Linked DNA regions of Homo sapiens: region 1 is linked to region 2. A link is a loop called in an ENCODE intact Hi-C map of the cell type or tissue named here. Cell type or tissue: endothelial cell of umbilical vein. All regions are shown on one strand. Each heading gives the region's core, and the rest is flanking DNA. Links, peaks and the distances in the headings are about the cores only.

Evidence for each region. Peaks named below come from ENCODE experiments on the same cell type or tissue, not always from the same donor. Only the 100,000 strongest peaks of a DNase experiment are listed, where the experiment ranks them.
Region 1: it touches region 2 in a loop (8-fold over the local background); 2 of 110 quality-filtered maps call a loop at or near these places.

What each region holds. Positions count from the first base shown.
Region 1 is chr4:96,671,187-96,682,284 of GRCh38, forward strand. The region is part of intron 3 of LINC02267 (long intergenic non-protein coding RNA 2267); the gene reads left to right. Among named protein-coding and RNA genes, the nearest start is that of LINC02267, 370 kb to the left of the region's middle. RefSeq lists a silencer at 6,359-6,559. In endothelial cell of umbilical vein, for the core only: no CTCF peak of the experiment used is centred there; a DNase peak (open chromatin) is centred at 4,445; H3K27ac peaks cover 2,173 bases.
Region 2 is chr4:96,342,854-96,353,951 of GRCh38, forward strand. The region is part of intron 1 of LINC02267 (long intergenic non-protein coding RNA 2267); the gene reads left to right. It also overlaps the pseudogene RN7SKP28. Among named protein-coding and RNA genes, the nearest start is that of LINC02267, 38 kb to the left of the region's middle. In endothelial cell of umbilical vein, for the core only: no CTCF peak of the experiment used is centred there; a DNase peak (open chromatin) is centred at 4,848; H3K27ac peaks cover 1,850 bases.

The sequences.
Region 1 (11,098 bases), core at 3,283-5,782, 330 kb after region 2:
CCTCCAAAACTTTCTAGTTCCTCTCTGAACTGTTTCTTCTTTCTTCAGATGACTTCATAACTTTATATAAACAAAACTTGTGTCCATTTAAAATGAGTCCTTCATTATTTTATTTTCGCATATTAAGGATTACCTGCAGTTTTGTCAAACTCATCTTCATCATGCCCATGATCAAGGATGTTTCTTCATGGTACTAAACCCTGTCTTAGCCACTGTTGAATTAGCAACCATTAAAGTCACTCTTTCTCTATTCCTTATAGTTATGCCCAATATTTTAATGTGTTAATTATTTCTATTATTAACAATGCACATAACTCATTTATTGGCAGGGAACCTATAAATGAGTTGAACCTTTTCCTTCAGAACAGATTAGTGGCATTAGTATAATCACAAGTAGGGGCTCTGTTACTCGTTGCGAAGGTTCAAATAGAAGCTCTGTCACTGCAGTTTTTAAATCTCAATATTCTTCATTTTCTCATTTGTAAAATTATAGTACTCAATATAATCGAGTAATTATAGTACTCAAATGAGCTAATATATGTTTAGGATGTGAACCCCGAATATCTGAGACAGGTCTCAGTCAATTTAGGAAGTTTATTTTGCCAAAGTTAAGGACATGCACCCGTGACACAGCCTCGGAAGGTCCTGATGCCATGTGCCCGAGGTGGTGTGAGCACAGCTTGGTTTTATACATTTTAGGAAGACATGAAAAATCAATGAATACATGTAAGATGAACATTGCTTCTATCCAGAAAGGCGGGACAACTCAAAGCTAAGGTAGGACAACTGGAAGTGGGGAGGGGCTTTCCAGGTCATAGGTAGATAAGAGACAAATGGTTGCATTCTTTTGAGTTTCTGTTTAGCTTCTCCAAATGAGGCAGTCAGATATGCATTTATCTCAGTGATCAGAGGGATGACTTTGAATAGAATGGGAGGCAGGTTTGCCCAAGCAGCTCGCAGCTTGACTTTTCCCTTTAGCTTAGTGACTTTGGAGCCCCAAGATTTATTTTCCTTTCTCAAGGGCATGGCCTAATGAGGGATCACATTTTATTAATATGTTTAATATTGTTAATAACCAAAAGATTTGGATGTTCTCTAGGTGTAATAAGTACCTTCCAGTTGCATTGCATGCCATTATTCATATGAGGTGCCATGTCAGCTGTTCACCTCTCCCTGGTCTCACTGTGCTAGGTACCTGCAGACCGAGGGCCAGCCAGCCCATCTTCCATGAGCACCTACCAATCAGAAAGGACACAAATAGCAGTGGTTACAAACACAATCTGCTACTGATTCAAGCTTTAATTGTTTGATCCTAGAAGTTGGGGCATGGGCAGAAGCAGCTGGGATATGAGTATGTGTGGCAGTAACCATCCTCTGAGAACTCAAAGCAAAGGCAAATTGCCAACCTATGAGAATGTATTTTATTATTTTAACTGGCTGTACTGGGGCTGTCTGTATGAAAATCATCCTTTCTTTTCTCCAGTGCTAATCTCTCTTATCTTAATCTCCAGGCAATTTTTGCACCAGGACGAGGGTCATGCCATATTAGTTTTTATTCCTCTTTCTCATACAATTTCAGTCTATCTCATTGTATCAAGTAATTTCTTTTTCCTTCAAAACTGTAGAGATTTTTCTATTAGGGGAAATAAAAAGAATCTCCTAAGCACTCAAACTAATATCTTATCTCACTCCTTTTCATGGCTATTGTTTGTATGTTTTCTCAATATAGCTTCCAGGGCTGGGTACCAGTTGAGGAATGACCAGTCAGCTTTTTTAGGTGAGGTATTGACTTTAATGAATTCATCCCACTGAATGGAAACAGAATTCAACAGAGCCAGTAAAAGATGGAGCTCTATGCTCACAGTCCAACTATTTTTGTCATGCATATAGCTTCTAAAGATTTAAATTCTGATTTAACATCCTGCGGTCCACTTTTACACATATATGTGTTTATAGATACACATACATATATACATTTATATATATATATGTGTGTATATATAAATAAATCATTATATATATATAAATAAATCATCTCTTTACATGAGTATCCTGTTATCTTTTCAAACTCATTATTTCCAGCATATTGAGTAGGTACTTAAACATCTTTCTGCATTCCCTATCTGTTAGCACCTCCTTGTTCTAATTATACAGGATGAAAATTTTGGAGTCATCTTTGATCACTCTTTTCCCCTTTTTTTCTATGTTGAATTAGTATTTTATTTTCAATAGTTCAATCTCTTAATTTTTTCTTAAATTATTATTTCTAAAGTTATATTTTAGATTCTCATTACTATTTACTTGATGTATCTTAGTCAATTCAGACATGGCAAGGCAAAACTGGAAACCTTCATCTTCCACAAAACACAAACACTCATGTGTACATATATACACATACTTACCCCATCTGCCACGTTTGACCTTCCTACAGTGCTGTTTTTCTTAAAGGCTTATTTATTAACCATTTGATCAAAGTATGTAATTTGGGAGTTGTCCTTGACCAATCATTACCAATATATAGTCCATCTCCAGGTCCTATCAAGTTTATATATCTGAGATATGTTTTATGCTGGGATCTTATTAAAATGCAGATTCTGATAATATTTATTTAGGGTGAGTCTTGAGGCTGTACGTTCTGAGTTCATCTTAAGGAATGCCCATATTGAGGACTTGAGAAATATATTTTGAATAGCAAAAATCAATGGGGTCCTACATCATCTGGCCCCTTTGCAATCACTCAGAATTTATCACAACACTCTCCATCTGACTCACTTGGCTTCAGGTCCCTTAACTTCTTTCATTTTCTTAGTACATCAAACTCTTTCATATGTTCACAACTTTGCATGGAGAGTCTCATTTGTCCAGAATGCTCTTCATCACTTTCTGTACTACTAACCCTGCATCCTTTACATCTCAACTTCTTTTATTCCTCTGGCAGACACTTTCTGAGTATGATGGTTAATTTGATGTGTCAACTTAACTGGGCCCTGAGATACCTAGATATTTTGTTAAAGATTATTCTAGGAGTTTCTGTGAGGGTGTTTCTGTATGACATTATGTCTGGATCTGTAGACTGGAGAAGTAGATTGCCCTCCCCAGTGTGTTTGGGCCTCATCCAATCCACTGAGTAGAACAAAAAGGCTGAGTATGGGAGAATTGTTTCTCTCTCTACCTTACTGTCTTCAAGCTGGGACAACAGGCTTCTCCTGCCTTCAGGCTCAGATTTAGACTAGGACTGGAACTTACACCATGGGCTCTTCTGGGTCTCCAGCTATACATGCTGTACTGATAAACACCCACATAAATATTTGATTAACATAGCAGTAAGGGCTAAAAAGAAAAAGAAATATGATTATGAAAAAAGAGGTATATGTTGCATAGGTGGTCAGGGAAGTATTCTAAAAGGAAGTAGAATTTTTACTGAAAATTAAAGAAAGAATTAGTAGAAAGAAACAGAAAAAAATCATTTCAGGCAGAGGGCACATCCTTTGTCAAGATGTTGAGATGGTGTTGTTGGGGCTCATAACACAATACCTCAGAGCAGGGTGCTTTGGCATTCTGAGTATTTTGAATTGAAGGATACTAGAAAGACCTCAGAAGCAATGGTTTTCTCTGACCTTCTCTCACCCTCCTGTCTCCAGCCCCTCTTCCTCTTCAATAGTGAGTCATAGAAACTAGAATTCCTCTTCCCCATGACAATTCATAGAAACTAGAAATTCTCTCCTTCAAACTAAGTTGTAAAATCTAGAAATGTCACTCCCTGACTTTGTCCCTTCTCCTCTGAAGATCCTCCAGAGACAGGTGTCCTCTCCTATATCCAGAGGAAGGAATGCTTCAGGAGAAGCCAAGAATAATCTGAACAGATAGGTCTTGTTGAGTTATCCTCCTCAATTTATTACCATTAGATTATACCTCTTCCCCATTTTTTTTTTTTTTTGGTAGAGACAGGGTCTTCCTATGTTGCCCAGTTGTCCTCAAACTCCTGGCCTCAAGCAGTCCTTCCTCCTGGGCCTCCCAAAGCACTGGGATTACTGATGTGAACCATCACACCCAACCAAGATAATACCCTTTTTTGTGCAATTATATTTCTATATGATGCCCATTCTTCATTGAACTAAGCATAAAATACAGTTTTCCTTGGGTCTTTTAATCTTCATTTCTAAAGACTACCATGTCAGGTAAAACTGTTAAAAATATTTTTTCTCTTATAATCTGTCTTATGTTATAGAAGTGTTAACCATGACCCTTGTGATACATGGCAAAAAGGTATGATCATTTTGCTCCTACAATTTCACGACCAGCTGTGTGTATGCAGGGTCTAGAAAAAAAAAATCAGTGTGTCTTGAGTGAAGGAAGTAGGCCTTGGTAAAGAATATAGATTTAATCTAAGCACAATGGGTATACAATGAAATAATCAAGGAGGAAATATGACTAATTTTTGTTTGTTATGTTTTACTCTGTTGGGACCTCTGTTTCCAGTCATGACAGAGAAAAATGGTACAAGACATGTGATCCCTTCATGATAACTACTGCAGAAAATTATAAAATACATGAGAGACAACATTTCAGGAATGAAACAATAAGCAGAGATCTGTGATCATGGGGAGAAGGAAAATACACAAGGTGAACCAGATGACTGTAGCATGGTGGTCCCTGGTTTCTGCCTAGAGACTTTCCTCTGCTGCAAAATATTGAGGCAAAATAACAGTGATTTTGCTGAGCTGAGGAGGAAGGTATTAGATTTTTTGGCTTGTGCAGCAGCTGAAATATACAGCTCTGGCTATCTAAGATGAGGGCTCTCTTCCAGAGAAGGGGCTCTGGAAGTCTTTGTAATGAATCATCATAGGTCCTTGGGTGGGGGCTCAGTGATTAACTTCAGATAAACAGAGTGTCAGCCCAGCCAGAATGGAATGATCTGCCCTGCACCCTCTGAGCACATTGAGCATGTAGCTGAGACTCCAGAAAATGCCATTGCTTACAAGTCAGGACCACACTATGCAGTAAGTGGCGTGTTGTAAATGCTAAGTACAAAACAGGAATAGAATGTTCTTAGCAATGACAAAATCAAATCTGATAGGACCAAAGTATAGGCCAGTAATTGAAATACATGACAAAACAAAATGCATTGCCTTTTAACGGGTGACAAAATACTTCAAACACTAAATAATATAATCCATGATGGCCAGCATAAAATTAAAGAAAAATAACATACTGTGTATGTAGAAATAGAAAGTGTCACCCATAGACAAAAGGAAGAGCAGTTAAAAGAATCAACACTGAAATGTTGTAATGAGCAGAAAGTAAGTTTCAAGGAGCTGTTGATACTTTTGTTTTGTGAGGTTCCCACATAGACACTGTTGTTTTCTTGGTGTGATACGGAACAGGGAAAGTGCAGGAGTAAAAATGTCTAAGCTTACAAAAACAGAAAATGTTTAGCTAAATGAACATGTGGGAATACATGTTGATTCTGAATTTAAGTCGCCAACACATTTTTATTTAACATACTTATCTTTTTGCTGGAAATAATAATGTTTAATTATAGTGGGCTTTAGTCTTAGAAAAGTAATGAAAACTTGTGTATGAATTTTCTGATGGCTTTAAAACATATGGGTGACAGTGGTACAAGATAAGATTTGACATTTTTGACTTTGAGAGTTATAGGAACTATAAAATTTATATATTTACCATTGCTAATTCATTATTATTATCCTTTCTGAGTCAGAAGTTGAGTGTTAAGAGAGACACTTTAGTAAATGACTTGTCACGTGACACTTGGACTACCATGAACATGCCTCAAGCTCTCTAAGCTTTCATTGCCCTACGTGTAAGCTTGGAGTAATAATACGTATTTCAACATGTGACCCTTTTTTTAGTGTAAGAATGGGAGATGTGCTCCTTTCATCTCTCTACTTCCCTGAGTGGATATTGGTAGCCCTATTCATTTATATTTGAAAATGCAAATATGGTCATACTCTAAAAGTTCTTTGGCAATCAGCTATTTTTATTTACAAATTAAGATCTTACAATTAAATATGACATCATCAAATATAGACACCAGCACCTAATTATCCTGTTTTACTTCTTCTTTTATTTTTATTTTTATTTTTTTGTCAGTGGGTCTTTTCTAGACAGAATTCTTAGAATACAAACCATTTCTTCTCATCATACAGTTTTGGCCACAAGTCTCAAAAACCTATTTTGAAATTCTGAAAACAAAAATTCATTCATTGTTTTGCTCAACATTTCTGTTATGTCATCACTCAGAAAATGTCAAACAACCCAGTGCTAAAGCTGTTAGTTTCTGCTGGGGAGAGAGAGGCAGGAGAGATGACATTATTGTATCAAAATGATTGTTTGCAACTCTATGGTCTTGTTATTTCTTTAATATGTAAATAATGCCAAACAGAATTCAAACTACCTTAATTCTAACTATTTTTCTTTACTAACTCGGTGTTATACAATATTGATGAGTCATTCCACCACTGGGATCCTATTTCCTCTTGCTAAAGTATAAGCACATATCTAGCTTGGTTTTGAGAGAGGAGGTGAAAGTCAAGTCAAACTAATTATAATATATGAAAGCATTGTAGTGGATTCCATTCTGTAATTGCTGTAACTAGTGAGTCAAATAAGTTCTGTTTTCTTAATTAAAAGGCCAACAAACATTGAACATTGTTTTCATTTTCTTTTGATACATAATATATTTTACATAACATCCCAGGATATGAAACGATTTTTGAATCAATAAATCAATTTCATTTTACAATTTTTCTTTCTGAGCAAATTTATTTCAGTCATTTTATTTCCTCTAACTGCATTTTTTTAAATGTCTAAGCATGGAAAAACTGAAAGCAATATTCTAAGGAGATTCATTTATTCATTACATATTAATTAGGTCTTTACTATGCAGCAGACATGCTGTACATACATGGAATACATGGAATACAGCAAAAATAGGACAGAAATTTTTTTTAAAAAAACTCTGCTTTCAGCCAGGCATGGTGGCTCACGCTTGTAATCCTAGCACTTTGGGAGGCTGAGGCGGGTGGATTATGAGGTCAGGAGTTTGAGAGCAGCCTGGCCAACTTAGTGAAACCCTGTCTCTACTAAAAACACAAAAAATTAGCTGGGTGTGGTGGTGGGCACCTGTAATGCCAGCTACTTGGGAGGCTGAGGCAGGAGAATCTCTTGAACCCAGGAGGTGGAGGTTGCAGTGAGCCGAGATTGCGCCAATGTACTCCAGCTCAGGTGACAGTGCGAGACTACATCTCAAAAAAAAAAAAATAATAATAATAATAACTCTGCTTTCATGGAATTTACATTCTGGTGAGAAGATTCACAAAGACACATTAGAAATGACATTACTCTACATCTATACTCAATAAAGACCTGCAAACATTATTTTGTGCCTCACATTTCATGGCATCATAACAGAAATAAAATATATTTATTGATGTGATGTTAGGATTAAAGATTTTAATGTAAGACCTCAAACTATAAGATGCATAGAAGAAAATCTAGGAAATAAGTCTTCTCAACATTAGCATCAGCAAAGAATTTATGACTAAGTCCCAAAAGCAATGGCAACAAAAACAAAAACTGATGAGTGGGACCTAATTAAACCAAAGAGCTTCTGCACATTAAAAACCATCAATTGAGTAAAAAGACAACCTAAAGAATGGGAGAATATACTTGCAAACTGTCCATCTAATAATATTACAAAGGTCTAATGTCAAGAATCTGTAAGAAATTTAAACAAATCAACAAAAGAAAACCAACTCACTCCATTAAAAAAATGGGCAAAGGACATGAACAGACACTTCTCAAGAGAAGACACCCAAGTAGCCTGTTTCATCTGTTTGTTACAGATGAAAAATCACTCAACATCACTAATCATAAGAGAGATGCAAATCAGAACTACAGTGAGAAAACATCTCACACCAGTCAGAATAGCTATTATTAAAAAGTAAAAAAAATAACAGTTTGTTGGTGAAGCTGTGGAGAAAAGGGAATGCTTATACACTGTTGGTTGGAATGTAAATTAGTTCAGCCACTTGTGAAAGCAATTTGGAGATTTCTTAAAGAACTTAAAACAGAGCTACCATATGACCCAGCAATCCCATTACTGACTATATACTCAAAAAAAATAGATCATTCTACCAAAAAGACACATGCACTTGTATGTTCATTTCAGCAATATTCACAATAGCAAAAACATGGAATCAACCTAGGTGCTCATCAATAATGTATTGGATAAAGAAAATGTGGTATATAAACACATTGGGATACCATGTAGCCATGAGAAAGAACAAAATCATGTTCTTTGCAGCAACATAGATGGAGCTGGAGGAGACCATAATCCTAAGTGAATTAATGTAGGAATAGAAGACCAAATAGCACGTGTTCTTCCTTACAAGTGAGAGCTAAACCTTGAGTACTCATGGACATAATAATGGGAACAATAAGACACCGTGGGCTACTAAAAAGGAGAGGAGGAGAGGTGGGAGAGAGTTGAAAAACTACCTAGTGGGTACTATGCTTACTACTTGGATCCAATATACCCATGTTAACAACCCTACATGTATACCCCCTGTATCTAAAATGAAAGTTGAAATTAAATTAATTAATTAATTAATTAATTAAAAAGATAAAAAAATCTGCAATATAGAAGCTTGTCCGATACTGTCTAATGCAAGAAAATATATTTAATCATTATTTATAATCAAGATAGGAAATTATTTGGTGATAGTATAGTATTGCATCAACTATGGTAGAAAATGTCTTTGTTTTACTAAAGTTTACAATCTAAGACTAACAGTAATGACAGAACACAATATTAACACATGATACTTACAAACCATTTCTACAATTCTTCTTATCTAATATTGTTCCAGAGACTTCTGGCCATCTTATATATGAATCAAATGGATACAAATATTTAATCACCTAAGACCAAAAATCCAATATTCATGGTTACAATGGGGGAATCCCAGACTAAGTGGTTTTTAGTTATTTTACACATACACAGTCTCATTTTAAGAGCTATTTCTTCTTTTAAATTAGTGCTTAGTTCATTAAACAAGAAACTGTTTAAAATCTGTACTTCACTCAATCATAACCATGATATTGATTTTTTTAAGAACTCTAAATGTCAAATAATTTTTAAAAAGAAGAGATGTAAGAGCTAACCTACTTTAACCTCACCTCACACACATAACAGAGGGAGAAACTAATGGCTAATATGGTTAAAGGTTTTGTATTTCAAAACAAATTAGGAGCAGCAGAACCAGGACTTGAATAATTCCCAAATTTCCCAATTTCACACATTTATAAACTTGTTAGTGTCATTTAAGCTCCTTTGATTTTTTAAATCAACATTTTAAATTGGTGTAAAGAAACTCCTTCATCTTTAAAGGAGGATTACTCTACGGTTACCTTTGAATGGACTTCGTTCTAATTCTTTATTTCATCAGGAGACTAGACAACTCTCAATGTAATGATGAACCTTCTAGGTTGACGAATCCTTTTTTAATTTTTTAAATTGTTAGAAATAGTTTTACATCTAATTTATAGCTTTAACAAATCACTCATGGAATTTCTGAGACATAAATACATTCAAGTATTTCTTAGCTTTCATAACTGACTATAGTGTTAATAAAACAACACTGAATTTTTCTTTCTTCTTGCTTAGTCGACAAAATAGATAAATAAATAAGCATTTACACAGGCATTTGGGCAAATGGATAATTTGGGTTTCTCTGTGCGTATGTATGTATGTGTGTGTGTACGTATGTGTGTGTATGTTTGCAAGCACATAAAACATCAATGTGGAGTTCATTGTTAAGGCATCTAGTAGGTTTTTCTATATCTATTCATGGAACTCATTTGACAACCAGAAAATGAGACTGTATTTTTATTTATTGTATTTATTTTGAGAATAAATTTGATCTAGTTTGCTAAGTTGAGGCCAATCTCTTACTCAAAATGTAAATTTTTTTTCTGCATACCTTTGGATTGAATCCGTTTCAGAAGCATCACATCAGTTGTCAAAATAATATTTATGCAATGGAAGGCATAAAATCCCAGAAAATAAAAGAACAGATTGTTTAACAGCAATATTCCCTATACAGCAGAATATGACATTAGGTAATAAAACAGTCTTCCATTCTGTGACTCCTCACCATGTGATCTCAGTATGCCTGAGAGTGAAGCAGGCATTTATTGCTACATATGTCCTCTGATACTCTGGGATTATCACTTAATTAACTTGGTATAAATAGACTGAACAAGTGGTGTAAATCCCAGTAGACACAACACTTAGAATTCTATAATGGATCTCAAAAGAAATCCTAGAAAATGAACTAACAAGAAATAGAGAAGTGACACATGTTTCAGATCAGAATCTGAGTTTATAATAAACACATTTTAATTTTTCTGCACATCTTTTTCAGCGCGGGTTGGCACATTTAAAAGTTATAAATAGAAAGACAGACATCCATTGAACTATTATAGGACCTTCTTCATGCTTCTTAGTTTGGGGAAATATTAAAGGATTAGAGATTAATTTAAATTCCAGATGCAATTTTAAGTGTTTGATTAGGGTAGAATTTAAGAGAAATCAACAAAACCATTAGTCGATGATGGAGATGTATTTTTATATTTTAGGCAGTAAAAAGCAAGTATGCTTTATTTGTTATAAAAGTATAAGAAAGATATATGTTAATTAAGGTGATTAAGCTTTGTTATTTTTTAAAGCTCTACACAAAAGTGAACTTAAACCTATTAATCAAATCTCTTTGTGACCATTTAGGAATCTGACTCAACATTTTTTGAAAGGGCTCTGCATAGAATATTTTAGAAATTGATTAGGTCAGACCAAAGAATAGTATCTAGATGTTTTAACCTAAATTGCATCTAAAAGCAAGCATTAAAACCCCCGAGAAACTATAATGCAATTTTAGCAAAACTATATCTTAGACACATGTTACAGCAGTAACTTTTCCAGGACTATTGTTAGTAGACATTTCTAAATGGAAATAAATATTTATGTCAAATTTTATCAAAGGTACACTGGACATTTTATAGTTTAATACATTTT
Region 2 (11,098 bases), core at 3,537-6,036:
TTTAAAAGCCTAAATTTATGACCCAAACTACTAAAATCAATTCCTCATCTTAAACACAAAACTAAACTACATTTCCCAGCTTTCCTTGCAGTTAGATATGATCATATGACCACAGGGTAATCAGTGGATTGCAGATAAAATGTTTGCCACTTTCAAGCCCATTATAGGATACCAAAATATGCCACCCCAAAATATGCATCTTTGGCTTAAGGATGATTTTGAGCTGATTTTTTTTTTTTTGAGAAACTACAGACAAGGGGAAGCTCTGAAATTAGAGTAGAAGTTATCCTTTTGTAAGAAAAATTTGCACCTATAAAGGAAATTTCCATTTGTAAGGGAACCCTCCCACTCTGCTCCAGGGAGAGATGAATGACTCTAAATTATTAGAAAAGCTTGTCAATGTAGAAGGCACAGACTTAAATCTGCACAACAAATCTTACCCTTGTTTACTGTGCTTTTCCTGCTCACCTCCCATAGTTGCATTATCACCCCAAGGCCTTTCTTTCTTTGTTTCAGTTGAAGTCTGAACTCTAAGGCACCTCTTTAAAATGTACTCACTTCTCTGGGTATCTCTCGGGTATACATTAGGTATACATGTTAATAAGCTTCTGTTTGTTTCCTTTCTTGTTAATCTGTTGTTTGTTACTGGAGAATTCAGAACTCAAAAAGTGTAGAGAGAAAACAATTTTCCCTCCCATGCAACATAAACCTCTCCCATATATGATCCACTGAGATCTTTTTCATTTTCAGCTGGTTAGAATGGAGATCACCCACATAGCAAACTTGGAAACCTTGTGTTGAGCATGGCAGAATAACACTGTGGAATAAGCTAGACTTATTGTACTATGACTTGAAGAAGAATTACCTAGTAATTGGAACTATCATTTTGGACTTCATATGTCATACCAATAGATATAATTTTTGTAACTACCATGTTTTGAAGGTTTATCATCACATTTTAATGAAGGCAATGTAAAATAAAAGTAAAATAAATCTAAATATGTCTTAATAAATTACCTGCAATGTTAAAAACATAATGTATCTTAAGGGAAAGAGATAAACTAAATGCCACTTCAGTTGTTGTCCTTTTGGGAGATCATTCTCAATGGCATTTGTTCACAAATGCCTGTCTCTGTATCATCCCTCTGGGACTTGGAAAACAACAGGGGACCACTGAGTATATAAAGCTCATGCTGCCTGCTGTGCTATGCATAATACAGTCCATTACCTCTAGTGTCTTCTGACATGTATAAAACTGTAAGAGGCTAACATGCTAGCTTGCATATAGGATAAAATCTCAAATTACTCACAGTTCTTGACAGTTTTCTCCAGATATTTAAAAAATCAAGTTAGGTACCATGTTTCCATGTCAAAGTAGATGAAATGTTGCTTTTTGTTTTCTTGGCCTTTTTTGTCCACTGTCCTCCTTGTTCGCCCCACCAACACAAACAGATATGCTGGATTTTCTTCACAGAAGAGTAGCAGGAATGGAAATTTATGAACGGAAATCACATGTGCTTAATAAGAGTTGAAATTAAAATAATAATGACAATGATGGTGATGATGATTATAACCAGGACACTTTGTGCATAATAGTCATTATTATAAGAATTTCCTATATATGAACTCATTTAACACGCCACCACTATAAGTAGGGAGTACTGTTATCTCCATATAAAGTTGCCTATAACTAGTAATTTCAGATTTTTGAGGACTTGAGAAAAATGGTTGTGCTGTAGACATGACTAGATGCATCAGACAGCACCAAATGCCAACCACAGGCCAGATGCTTAGATGCCATCACATATCATAGCTGCCAAACAACCTCAGAAAAAGATGCCACCCCTGATGGGGAAGGGGATAAGCGAAGAAACTTGCATTGATTCTGCTTTTAAATTTTGTGGTCATCTAAAGTGGCTGAGAAATCAGAATCATAACAAAAAGAGGAATTTCTAAAACTGAGGATTTGTTTTGTTTTGTTTTGTTTTGTTTTTGCAGTGAGGGCTAGTGATGGACATTAAGTGCAATTACCATGGCTGGTAGTGATTATGACTAGAATTAGAATAAGGATAGCAAATGCCATGAGCTCCTTAAATACCAGATCTACAAGGAACAGAATGATCAGGCTACATATTAAAGAGTAAAGAAGAAAGCTTACTTTTAAGTAGCTCAATAAAGGTAAGATTAAGAAGGCAATTGTTTTAATCAATTTGTGTCTCTCCTCATTTTATTTGAAAAGAACATAGTTATGGGATATTATGAGATTCTCTTTTACCAAATTTGTGCTTCCATAGTTTAGCAAATTACATTAGACTTGGATCTTTTTCTCATCTTTATCCAATCACCCTCTCACTTATGTCCTAGAATCTCCACAATCCTACAGGTTCACATATCACTCCTGATGTTACTTTTCTTCTCTGAATCACCCAGGGTAGGCTTGAGCATGAAATGATGGTATAATCAGAAGGTATTTGGGACCCCCTCTTAAACATTGAACCCCACATCAATAACTTCCCGAATCGGATATGGAGAAAACCTAGGAAATTGGTTAAAACAATTACCTCTTTAGTCTTACCTGCATTGACCCGCTTAAAAAATAGGATTTCTTCTTCTTTATCTATTAATATGTACTCCCTGGTCTCCCTGTCTCCTGTAGACTTGATATTCAAGAAACTTTTAGCAGTCTTTATCTTTATTCTAATTATAGTCAAAATCACTTGAAGCCAAATTGTTGAGGATACAATAATGATAATTTACTATTATTAATAATGATTATTGTTGGTGATTTTCAGCCAAATGATTTCAAATTGGCTAATAGAAATTTCTTACTGATTAAAATTCAAATTACTGAGCCTATATGATTCAGGTGCCCAAAATGTAGTTCAATCCACCAGTTTATATAAATTGGAAATTTCCGATTTCCATTTAATCTAAATTAATCATGATATACAGAGATCCACCTAACTGTTATAGTGAAGATGATAGCACATTTAAAAATGTTTTCATACTTTCTAATTGATGGAGAATGGCATACTAACAGTTATTTTTAAAAAATGAACAACACTTTAAGAATTGTGTTCAAGCTTTGGGAGTAGAACCCATTTGAGGATCATCCTAGCACTACTCAGAGCACTACCTTTTGAGGTAAATAAGACCGAACATGAACATTACATTCTGAGCACTAGATAATTTTGCACAGCTGATTAAATTATCTCGTTTTGCTCTAGAGAAAGAATGAGAATCTGAAATGTTAAGTGTCCGTGACTGTGAGTGAGTGTGCTTGTGGGTGTTGTATATCTTATTTCAACTTAAAATCAAATAGTTTATCAAGGTAATTTTGTTGGAATACTTACTGTTCTATTTGAGCAAAGCAAATAGTTTATCAAGACAATTTTCGTGGCATACTTACTGTTCTATTTAAAAGGAGGATTCAGTGGGTAAGACTTCATTTATCCCTTTCAACTAGAAGGGGATGTAGGTTTGTGCAGATTATAAAAACATCCTGAAAATTTGTCTTTTAAATTTGTCTTTTAAACAATATTGCTTAGATCCAAGAAATAGACCCACAAAAACATAGTCAACAGATCATTGAGAAAGGGGCAAAAACAATGGAGAAGGAGATATTCTTGTTGGCAAATTGTGCTGGAAAAATTGGACATCAATATGAAAAGAACTGAATCTAGACACAGACCTTTTACTCTTCACAAAAATGAACTCAAGATAGATCACAGATTTAACTATAAGATGCAAAACTATAAAACTCCTAGAAGATAACATCAGAGAAAATCTAGATGACTTTGGAAATGGCAATGACTTTTTAAATATGACATCAAAGACACTGTTAATGAAAGAAATAATTGATAAACTGGAATTCTTTAAAACTAAAAACTTATGCTCTGTTAAAGACATTTTAATTAAAGAGACTGAGAAGCCAAATCACAGGCTGTCTTCTGCAAGACATATCTAATAAAGGTATATATGATGAGGTATATTTATTCAAAATATATAAAGAATGCTTAAAGTCTACAAGAAGAAAAGAAACAACCCAATGAAAAAGTTGACCAAAGACCTGAATAGACACCTCACTAAAAAAGTTGTACAGATGGTAACTAAGCATATAAAAAGATGTCCCAACTTGTTTATTAAGGAAATTCAAATTAAAATGTCAATAAAATACCATTATACACCTATTAGGATGGTACGATTCCAAAGCACTGAGGACTCCCAATGCTGGAGAGAATGTGGGTCAACAGCAACTCTCCTTCATTGCTCATGGAAATGCAAAATGGTACAGCCATTTAGAAAGACAGGTTGGTAGTTTCTTACAATACTAAACATATTCTTACTATACAAGCCAAAAATCGCACTCTTAGATGTTTCCCTAAATGGGATGAAACTTATGTCCACACAAGAAACCTGCACATGGTGTTACTGAACCAAACCTGGATCAGCTTGCCTAGTGCAGTAAAGTGAAACATCCACACCAAGGTTGTGCAGTAAAAGAAAGGAGGGCATTTATTTGCAGAGCAAGAGAATCATGCAGCTTCTGCATGAGACCTGACCTCTCTGTTGGCTAACATGAAAGGGTTTTTAAAGGATGGAGTAAATTTCAGGAAAGCAGAAGTTACAGGCAAAATCATAAATTGATACATAGTGTTTATATGTTGGTTTGGCTTAAAAAGGTGGGCTGTCTTAAAGCAGGGACTTACAGGTCATAGGTGGATTCAAAGATTGTCTGATTTGCAGTTGGTTAAGGAAGCAACGCTTTGTCTGAAAACTTGAGGTCAACAGAAAGTTAAAGTCTGGCCTGTGGGCATGACTCTCTCCATGTTCCTCAGGGAGAAATTTAGAACAGATTATTGTGGTCAGAGTTCAACCTTCAGTGCCCCCCATCTGTGTTCTTTGGTTTCTGTAAAACAACTTGGGGACATACGATAAGATGTTATCTTTAGTTTCTATAGAAAACCAAACATCTTGTGGCTCCACTTCCTTGGCTATTGTTTTAAGCTATTATTACCTTCTTGCTTATTAGATGACTCATGTACTTCTCAAGGCTAGCTAGGTGTCTGGAATTTCCCTTGAGGGACCTCAAGATTTTTCTTAATTTCCATTCTTGAGGAGTGGCCCAGCAGACCCGTAGAAGGGTTTCTTCTCCATCTCAATGGATGTTTATAACTGCTTTATTGATAATTGCCAAAACTTGGAAAAATCCAAGATGTCTTTCAGTGGCTGGTAAATAAATGGTAGTATATCCAAACAATAAAATATTTTTGGGGAACAAAAGGAAATGAGCTATCCAATCATTAAAAGACATGGAGGACCCTTAAATGCATATTAGAAAGTGAAAGAAGCCAATCTGAGAAAGCTGCATACTGTGCGATCCCAACTATATGACACTGGACATGAAAGAAAATATTTTGAATTCTGAATTACATATGCAGGAAATAGTTGTGTTTCATACATAAAAGCATCAGGAAGACATATTTATAGACATATTCAGATATATTTATTTTACAAGAATATCTTGTATTCTTCTGGAAGAATACAAGAAATATAGCTCTTCATTAACATTCTAGATGTTCAAAAGATGACTCCAAATAAATAGCTTACTTGTGGAGACGACAGTATTTAGGGGGCTTTTTGATAGAATTTCAGGCATTCTAGACCCAGATAATCTAAGCTAATCTACATGTTCATTTCGTCTCTCTTCTCAGTAAGATTTCAATGGTGGAAATTGGACTTCCAATACTACATGAGGGAAAGTGTGCTAATGGTTTCTGAGAAAATTTCATTATACCTAAGAATGAAGAAAGAGAAACTCTCTTTTTCACTTAGCTATTTTCCTCTTTGTCTCCTTGTCTTTGGATGTTGCTGTGGTATCCGGAATCTCTCCAGCTATTTGCTGTCAGTCTGAGGTTAAAGTTTACATTGGTCCCCAATGATATTGAGAGCTTGTTTGGAGGTTCTAGCAGGGGAGCACAGCTACTTGTATACACTTGACCGAAGACCAGTCCTCGGATCTATCGAGGATGGTCGTCCTCTTCAACCAAGCGTGCAGCTTTGGGAGGGACATACATGGAGCAGTGAGAGAGGAAGGGGACACCCGCATAGCCAGCCAGATCAGCTGAGTCAACCCTGACAATCAATGGGGTGACAGATGTCACGGCCAGATCACCCTCACATCTGCTCCTCAATGATATTGAGACTGATGTTCATTGCATTGGTCTTGGGTCCTATACCATCTGTAGGCTTCTAATTATGAAAGATGCATTTTCTAAAAATTTAAGGCAACTTGAGTTGGGGATTATAAAATTTTTTTCTAAAATGTATTACCTGATAGGATCTGAAGGTATTAAGAGATAAGTACATACACTAAAATATAGGCATAACTAAATAACTGATGATTTTATTGAGAAAGGAATAATACAACTTATTTATTGGAGAAGACATACTATGTGATATAAAAATAACCAGTATTAGCTATCTTTACTGGCTGTGATAAAAAAAAAAAAAAAAAAAAACACAAAAACCATAGAACACACCAGTCACATTAAAAGTGAGGGAAGAGAGGTTGAAGAAAGTGTTCATTAATTCATCAATTTTCTCACCTTCCACAGAAGGAAAATACCATATACTTTTATCTAAAGTTATTAAAGCAGAGAAAAAAAGTTTAAGTTATGATTTAAAGTAAAAAAAATGATTATTTCTAGCAGAATAATAACAGATTATAACTTTTCCGAGGCAACAGACCGTATAACAAAAGACAGAACAAAAAGAGAAAATGAAGATGTATTAACAAAATGTCAGATAAGATGTAAGAAAGAAGACCAAACAGATGCTCTACGAGTGGCAGAAGGCTCTGGTCTGTCTGCATTTTGTCTGGTGTTGGACAAATCACTTAATCTCTCTAAGTCTCAGTGTTTCATCTATAAAATGGAAGTAATAGTAATAGTAGCTATCTTATAAGGTTGGAGTGAGCATTAAACGAATTAAAGCATATAATGATTAGAATGATGGCTGTGGCTGGGCCAGGTGGCTCATGCCTATAATCCTAGCACTTAGGGTTGCCAAGGTGGGGAGGATCATTTGAGGTCAGGAGTTCGCAACCAGCCTGGCCAACATGGTGAAACCCTGTTTCTCCTAAAAATACAAAAAAATTAGTGGGCATGGTGGCATGTGCCTGTAATCCCACCTACTTGGGAGGATGAGGCAGGAGAATTGCTTGAACTCAGGAGGTGGAGGTTGCAGTGAGCCAAGATCGTGCCACTGCACTCCAGCCTTGGTGACAGAGTGAGACTCCATCTCAAAAAAAAAAAAAAAAAAAAAAAAAAAGAATGGTGGCTGTCACATAGTAAGCTTTCAAAAACAAGTTAGTTATTTATTGTAAAAGGTTAGCCATTCTTGTGGTGGCTCATCACAAAAGAGAGCATTGATTATGATTCATTCTTGGGTGACAAGTCGCAATATTATAAAGCTGCCTATTTTCACTAAACTGATCTCTTAATTCAACACAATTACAATCAATATCTTAACAGACTATTTTTATATGTCATAAAATTTAGATGTATTTCTGGTTATGTATACATGTCTGTATCCAGCTATTTTTATTATTATAGTAATCCTATCCAGTTAGAAGGGAAGAAAGCATTAAATATCAATAGAGAAAATACGGATTTTTTTTTTTTCTCAGCAAATGCTATTGAGTAACTGGCTAGACATTTGGAAAATAAATCTTTTATCTGGATTATAACAACACCTCCTAACTGATTTTCCAACTTCCACCTTACTGATTTTTGGATTATTCTTAACAAATAGGCAGATAATCACTTCTCTGCTCAAAACTCTTATTGTTGCCCCACCTCACCTGGAATATATGGCCTGCAGAACTCTGTAATTTGGTCCCTCTTTCTTCTGTGCATTACCCTTTCCATCTTGCTGAGCAGCTCCTGCTCCCTAGTCCCCTGGTTGTACTTCAAACACAACAGGCTTGATTTCAGGCCCTTGTGCTCCTTGTTCTCTCTACATGAAATATCATCTTCTTTCAAAACCGAATTCAGCTTATTCCCTCACCTTCAGGGTTTTTACAATCTCACTGAGTGTGCTAATGGAAAAACTCTTATAAGTAATTACTGCTCTCTCAGCAACACATAATGATATAAATAAATAAACAAATAAAAAATTTAAAAACCTGATTGTAGCTTAGTCTTTGGGAGAGCTTTAAGGGAGAGTTTAGACTATTTTAGGGTAATTGATATGGCAGCCTGATTAACTTTGGATACTATTTTCTTGAATTTTCCCAAATGTGTCTTTTCAAGCATTATTAGCCACGTGTTTGATGTTAGCATATAAAACTGACATGTCTGATTTTCCAATGATCTTGATATATCAAAAAAACTAATCCACTAAAACAAAAACCTGACAAAATTATGGTGATGATTACATCGTGAAATGGATGATATTGTTTTTTTCCCTGAAAAGATGTTATATAGTTTGAACACCCACCTATCTATGCACACACATATATATAAAGCTTCTATATGTAATTACACACATATGTAATTTTAAGACGTATGCATATTAATTTCAAAGCAAACAACTCGAACATGTGAGAGCATAATAAACACAAGTACTATTTTAATAGCAAGTATTTATAAGTTTATATAGCAATATAACTATCTGATAGTTTCATTATGATTTATATTTTTTCATATATTTCAAGATTAGAATTTTCATTAATTTTGGTTGTGAGTGTTTGACATTTTCCCATTTAGCAATGATTATTTTTAGGGTCTCCTATCCAATGCTTATCATATAGGCAAAATACAGAGAAGAATACACAGGATTACATGGCTACATGCATAGGAAATGCTAAAATTGTGAAATGCATATGTTGCTTGTCTCAGCTATTTTCTGGTCAGTACAATCTCATAAAAGACTATGTGTAGTTCACTACTGCATTTAAAATTTCTTAAAATTCTTTCAGTGTCCTTACAGGAAATTTTAATGGAAACAGTAGTTTGCAATAAAATTCTAGCAATTTTTAAAATGGCAGTTTTTTTTTTAATAGAATGTATTAAAAACAGAAGACATCCTTTGAACAGACTCCCTGTTCTTTTAGCACCATCTTCACTATAAGTTTCTGTGAAATCATACAGCTTCTTGCCATCCTCACAGGGGCCTGACTGGACAATTGATGCTTTCAGACACCTGCTGCTCACACATCACAGTGTGGATAAAACCTAGTTGATTGTAAACCCAGAAGTTGCAGCCAGAATGCTTTCACAAAGGTTTTGTTTTTGCTGAGTCAGTTGAGATGTTTGCAATTGTCTGATGTTTCAACTTCACAGCAACTTGATAACTCTTCTTATCAACAGCACAAACTCATAAGGCAGACAAGAATTTCCTGTTATACGTGTCATAAACAGTAAAGTTCTGTGTGGATGTGAGCACGAGCACAGTTAAATCATATCATTTAACATAGAATCCAAAAATGTTGGATTGCATAATTAATCAATTCCTTTTTTTTTTTTTTTTGAGCACCTACTAACTGCCATGAGGGTGTATGGCAATTAACAAAACTGAGAACGCCCTGCCCTCTGGTGGGAAGTCAGATAATAAACAAGTAAAGGGATGAATGCAAATTATGTTAAGCACTTAGACTTCTTTTTGATGGGGTTTCCAATATGGAATCTTCTAAGATCACATTCTAGAAAAATAAGTCTCTCTCTTTTATTCTTTTTTAAAAGGGACTCGAATATCACATGGTACATTGATGTTACCATTTCCTAAATAAAGCTATTTAGGAATGGAAAACACACAGTTAAGCTACATTTTAAAATTATTTTTACTTGACATGTAATAATTGCACATATTTATTGGGTATAGAATATTTTGATACATGTATAAAATGTGTAATGATCAAATCAGGGTAATTAGGATATACATGGCTTCAAGCATTTATCATTTCTTAGTGGTGGGAACATTCAAAATCCTAAAGAGACTTAAATGTTCTTTAAATATTTAATCAAGAATACCTCACTGACCACTTAGTGTTCCATACACCTATCCATACAAAAAGGATATAGTTAATAAATAGATTGAAGATCAGATATGTATACCTAGAGACATTATTCCTCTTCAGATACCAAGACGTTTCTGAAGCTGTCCCTTTCATATAAGGCCAGACTAAATATATACTTGAATGAAGAAATAAACCAATGAATTAATTTTAGAAAACATGTAATGGATATGTTAATTCTCATCTTTGAAAGAGTAAATCAACCAGTTCAAGTTAGACCTATTGTCTAAATTTTAAATGGCAAAGAGAATTTTTATCCCTACAATAAATACTTGAATAAGCCACATGTTTTCCTGAAACAGTTGGATATGTATAGTATTTACCATCTCAATGGCAAATGTAAAAGGAATAGTATTTGAACGCTTTGAGATCAAAATATTTATGATTTATATTTAGGTTAAATAAAGCTAGAGTTATTTTTACTTGAGGGACGCACTTATATAGAGTGCATTAAGTTATTTCTGACCAATTTTCCTCAAGTGTAAATACCAATGAATGCATAGACTTCTTTTTAACATATTGAAAATTAGCCTCAGAATAGCATTGTTTAGCTTTGAATTTGCAAAAAAGTTACATGCATTTGATTCAAATTATATAAAAATCCATATCTGATATATAAATATTACATGTAACCACAAATGGCATTCTCCCAGTATCTTGTATATACTTAAATTCCCAATAAATAATTTATAAGGCTTAAATTTTTATTTTGAAAAATCATCAAGAGTGCTAGAAAGCATGAAATATTATGAATTAAGCTTACTATTCATGACAGAAAAATTGAAAGGGCTATGCTATTCATATAAAAATTAGTGATTTTACTTTCAAGGAAAATAATAAGTTTCACAGGTATTTTTTTATGGTGTTTCAGATGCATTTTATCAATTGGAGTCTATTTCCATGTTTTGGAAAGAAGATGCATCATTACTTGATCAATAAGCAGTAAGTCTACTAGATGTAATTATTTAGTTATTTCTGTCTTCTTGGAGTACTCAACTGCTTAATCAACCTAATAGGTGA